Linked DNA regions of Homo sapiens: region 1 is linked to region 2. Evidence: chromatin contacts called from ENCODE Hi-C data. All regions are on one chromosome and are shown on one strand. Each heading gives the region's core, a stretch centred on a gene start or an enhancer-like site at or near the end of the contact. The rest is flanking DNA. Distances are from core to core; before and after follow the strand shown. Region 1 holds the start of TRIM3 (tripartite motif containing 3). Region 2 holds the start of C11orf42 (chromosome 11 open reading frame 42).

Region 1 (2,700 bases), core at 54-2,553, 270 kb after region 2:
ACTCAGTATATGTTGGTTACAGGAGAGCTCTGTTTAAATCTCTGCAGTTCCCTTTCATCAGAGAGAGATGCAAAAGTAATGGCAGTAACAAGACAAGTGAATAAAGTCCCAAGAAGAGAGACCTCTGCTTAATATAAGGAAGCTTTTCCACAGCAGAAAGTAGCAAGTGCTCTGTCACTGGAGGCATACAAGCCCAAGGAGGCAGGGCTACTGTCAGGCCTGCAGCTCTGATTCCAATTCTGCAGCAAATCATCCCCTGCTTAGGGGATGAATGGGCACCAGTGAGCTAGACAGACTGGCCAAGGGAGACCTGTGATGTTTTCTGCACCTGCTGTGACCTCCCAGATGTGATCTTCCTGCTAGGGCCAGTCCTGAGTTTCTGTTGTCCACATCAGAGAACCCCCACACCAAGAACAAGCCCAGGGCCTGCCCTCAGTCGAACTGACCTCCCTGGGGTGCAGCCTGCCCCTCCAACCTGCAACCATCTGTCCCTGCAGGTTTGCAGCCCAGGATCTGAAGCCAATTGCAGAAGGGAGGAGGTCAGAACCAGGGAGGGGCCTGGGGTCCTCCAGGCAGGGCTCAGGCTACAGGAGAACCAGAGGGGTCCTTTCCTACAAAAAAACAGCCTCCACATGAGGCTTTCTGTCCACAGAGCAGTGCATGGGGAGGAAAGGGTGTCCTCCATCCTGACTGGTGGGCCTGTGGGTACCAGAGGATGGAAGGGGCGGGGGGTGGGGTAGGGTGGGGGTGGGGGAGCAAGGGGTGGAGGTGTCTGCACCAGGGAGAAAAGAGCCCTTCAGACAAGATGGGCCACAATATTCCAGAGTCCCACTCAGCACGCACCACCACCACCACCCTCGGCCGCAGCGTTCAGCACCCTCCGCCAACACACACAAGCTCCCAAACCCCGCGCTCCCCTAAGGAACCATCACCCATCCACCCGCGCCTCCCCGCCTCAAAACAGGGACCTCACGTGAGCAGCCACAGCCCGAAGAATCCCCCTGCTGCTCTCACGGACATGGACACGCCTCACGTGGGCAGAGAGAGGCACAGCTTTTGAAAATCATCTGTGCCCCCACCCACAGACGCTCCGACCCAGACCCGGGCTGACAGGAATACAAACGCACCCTTGGGGCCCGCCCGTCGCACTCACCGCGTTGGAACAGGATGCGAGGGCAAAGCTCGGACTGCGGCCACTCTGAAGGGCCCGCGGCGCTGCTACTGCTGCCAGCGCCCGTCCGCCCGGCCCTGCCCGCGCCTCCGCCTGTCCCCGCGCCGGCGCCGCCGCCGGACTAGCCGCACAGGCCGGAGGGAGGGGCCGGGGCGGGGCTGCGGACCGGCCGGGGGAGGGGGTGACTCCAGTAGGGAAGACCCACCCACGCCCCGCCCGCCGCCGCGGAGGCCCCGCCCACCCCGCCTGCCCACCCCTACCGCACCCGCACGCCCCCCCGCCAACGCCTCCACCTCCTGCGGACGCTGCCTCCTTGGTGCTGCTAGGGAGCCGGCGGGCCGGCGAGCCGGATCCCGGATCTCGGATCCCGGATCTCCGCCAGCTGCCTCCGGCTCCGGGAAGGGCGGTGTAGTCGGTCTCAGGGATTGAGATGAGACTCCGTCAAGAAAAGGCAGCTGGGGCAGCAGGGATTTCGGACTCTGGGAGCCTGTCTGGGCCGCCTGCCTCCTGGAGGCGCCCTTTCCGGCTTCCTTGGAGTGCTCCTATGGAATATGCTAGTCTATCGGCTGACCAGGAAGACGTAGAAACCGTCTGTACCTCAGCACGATCTCTGGGCGGCAGAAGGGCAGTACCCAGAACTCTGGGAGAAGGAGTTAAGGGGTAGAAAGGTGGGGGATTTGATTAGGCTTTGGGCGCTTCAGGAGCCCCCTCCTGAGGAAATTCTGGTTCAGACCATCCAGCGACTCCCTTCCTCACACCAAAGACACTGGACAATTCTCAGAATCATCGCCTTGTGCAAAAAGCAGCCCCAAGTGGAAAATAATTGTAACAGTTTACAGGGACTGAGTGGTTATTATGTGCCGACACAGAACTAGCCACTTTACATATATTATTTAATAGTCAGTAGGTAGCATCTTTTATTAGCCCAATTTTACAATGGGAAAAAATAGGGATCTTGCTCCCCAGACGTTAGCCCTCATCACTCAGCTAGAAAGTGGCAGAACCTGGAGTTGAGCCCTGTTTTTAGGCCCTACAACCAGCATTTGGAGACTCGGTACCTTTCATGTTGAAAAATCCCCAGTGGCCCATTAAGTGGCAGCTCATATAAGGACCACCTTCCCTGCCCCAAAAATCAAGCTCTAGTCAGATGATTGCAGGCTGATCAAAGCCCAGAAGACTGTCTGGGAGCTGCAGTATCCATGACAAAGGGCAAAGTCATGCCTGTGAGGATCCCTGCACTATGGGAATCTGCTGAGTGGGTCTTCCCCTTCCTCCAGCCTTCCAGAGGTGGGGAAAATCCTGAAAAATTCTGGTTTCCTTGGCCAAAGGGCATACAGGTGATGACACCTAGCCCTGACTAAACCAAAGTGCTGTTAGGGATCTTTCTTGTGACCTCTCCACAAGGTTCAGATTTAGGCTCAACACCTGGGTGCAGCAGGAGCTTTGGGAACCGCCTCAACCTCTTATCCACCTGAGTTCAGCACATAGCACAAGATGCTCCAGTGCTTGTGAAGGAAACCCAGACGGGG
Region 2 (2,700 bases), core at 66-2,565:
TTCCTGGGCACAAAGGAGACTCTCCAGAGGGACTCAGAGAAAGGACTCCTTGAACAGATAAGGTACGGAGTAGAAAAGTTAACTACAGGAAAGGCTCTCTAGAATGGTTCTTCTTTAGCAAAACACAGTTGAGATCTCTGGACAAAGACGCAAAGGAGATAACACATAGCTAATATTCCAGCTCTTATCTAGCTACTAGGCACAAATCAGACTAGGACAGGGAGTGGAGCATGAAGAAATTTTTTCTCAAATTTACCTGGGTAATTCTGGCTTCCTGAAAATTCTCTCGTTACTAAGGCAACATTATCCCAATTATATTCTTACCCTCCACATTGTCACACTGCTCAGCACAGCAACCTCCTACACACACCTGGTTTTCATTGCAATTGTAACCCACCCATTAATAATGGTTTTCAACGTAAGTTATGCATTAAAATTGCCTGAAGAGCTTTTAGAAATTGTGATGCCCAGGCACACCCCAGATCAATTAAATCAGAATCTCTGGCACCAGTAATTGATCCAGGCAACAGTAATTTTTAAGCTCCCAGGCAATTCCAAAGTGCAGCCAAGGCTGGGACCACTGCTTGGTTCTCAGTATAAGCCCTGATCTATATAGTCATGCATTGCTTAACAACAGGGTATGTTCTGAGAAATGCATCCTTAGGCAATTTTATCATTGCGCAAACATCATAGAGTGTACTTACACAAACCTAGATGGTATAGCCTACTACACAGCTAGGCTCTATGGTATAGCCTATTGCTCTTGGGCTACAAATCTGTACAGCATGTTACTGTAGTGAATACTATATGAAATTGTAACACAATGGTATTTGTGTATCAAAACATACCTAAACATAGAAAAAGTAAAGTAAAAACATGGCATTATACTCTTATGGCGTCAGACCACTGTCAGTCACATATCATTTTCCAAAACACTGTTAGGTGGCTCATAACTGTACTTCTCCCGTGTCCTTTAGGACCCCAATCCAACCTCACAGAGAAGCATCTGCAGCTAAGATAGTAAATTGCTTCAGAGATGCTGCTGAAGGGAGGAGAGGCCTGATCCTGTTTCCTTAAAGAACTCAGACCAAGAACTACACACACACATACACATATACAAACACACCCTAACAGACCCTGCATTTTCTTCCCCTAATGCAGGAGGATGGATAGGTGACTCAAGAGTAAGAATTACAGACTGCAGTGAAGCTAGGAAAGTCACTGTCCTCCCCCTATCCAAGGTACAATTATCTAGCAGGACCTCTATGATGTCATGCAGTGGTTTAGGGCCCAAGACCTCAGGTCTCACCTCCCTGGGCTGCCTGGGGTTCCTGCAGCAGCCACTGCCCTGCCCAATCCCTCCCATACCCCACCATGTTGGTGGGTACCCCCAACCTGCTGACACTGGATGAAGCTGATGCCACCTGGACCCTCATCAAGGATAAGGTAGGTAAAGTAAGGAGGCTAAAGAGGAAGCAACGAAGTGTGACCTGCATGGGTCTCAGCAGCTTGTGAGTAGGAAGGGGTGGGAAGTCTGAAAACAATAATAACCAACATTTACTCACTGCTTCCATATGTGCCAGGCACTGCAGTAAAGTTATTGGCACGAACCGCCCCATTTAATGACAACTACAAAAACAGTAAAAAAGGTTCACTGAAAAGCAACGTATAGGGAATTATGAGCAAAGAGGAGATACGCTAAGTCAGGGGTGAGACAGGAGATCAGGAAGGCTTCCTGGAAAGAGTGACATTCTAGCTAGGCAAGCAGGAGTTATTCACACAAAGAGGGAGAGGAGAACCTGACAAAAAGTGCTTAATAAATACCTGAATTAATGAGCATGGGAGGGTGGTGAGTGTATAGTAATTTAATAGTAATTAAATGTAGAGTATTTGTAAAAACAAGGAGAGGAAAAAGAACAACTCATATTTGAGAACTCCTAATAATCTTCTAGAGCAGAGTTCAAAGAAGCAGTGGTAAAAATAAAGCCAAAGAGATATAGGGGCTAGTCTTAGAACCAGGACTTCCTATAGAACCAGCTTCCTATAGAATCTGAACTTTATCTGAAACTCTTTCACAGATCTCCTCCACCTTAACTTCCACAAAATAAGAAATTTGGATTTTGAGGCAAATTTGTATATTTTAAGGAGCAGGACAATCTCAGCTGTATCTGGGTTGCAGATATCCAACAAATCCTACCAAATCACTTTTCAGCTGCAGACTGGAAATTTCAGATCAGAGAATTTAGAATCAGATTCTATGTGATTTGAAGGAAGGTGAATTTAAAACATTCATAGAAGTCAGCCTACCAGGCTTAAAAAAAAAAAAAATCTTAAAGCAGTGCCTACCACACTCAAAGAAGATTTAATGGCATGCTGCTTCCATTCCAAATAGGGTAGCTGCTTACCACAAAGGCCAGCTTCCCAGGGAAGCAAAAACTGGAGAGCTCAAGGTCTTCCCAAGTATTAGAGCAACTGGTTTCAGCAGTGTAGAAGGTTGGTCCTGGACTAGATCAAGCAGAATTAGATTGAAAATAAACAGTCTCCCACTATTAGAAAGCTATGCCATCTCTGAGTATCAGAAAAACTCACTATCCTATTTAAATTGAAAATTGTCAGGAAAATCGGGGTAGAGATATGCAGGATAAATCACTGGCATTACGGGGCAAATTCAAGGATTAGGTCACCTTTAAGTGACCTGGT

The links. Hi-C counts contacts between places; a loop is a spot of excess contacts on that map. Pooled maps may share reads with other maps.
Region 1: a pooled map shows a loop between it and region 2 (2.6-fold over the local background). The contact joins the promoter of TRIM3 here to the promoter of C11orf42 in region 2. A Hi-C loop is called at or near these places in 1 of 168 maps with a recorded cell type or tissue (natural killer cell) and 1 of 50 pooled maps.

The regions. Positions count from the first base shown.
Region 1 is chr11:6,472,638-6,475,337 of GRCh38, forward strand. TRIM3 (tripartite motif containing 3) reads right to left here and starts at 1,304. Exons shown (of 12, transcript NM_033278.4): 1 at 1,154-1,304. RefSeq lists enhancers at 1-904, 905-1,843 and a silencer at 1,201-1,430.
Region 2 is chr11:6,204,242-6,206,941 of GRCh38, forward strand. It overlaps C11orf42 (chromosome 11 open reading frame 42), which reads left to right and starts at 1,316. Exons shown (of 3, transcript NM_173525.3): 1 at 1,316-1,446. The coding sequence starts at 1,375.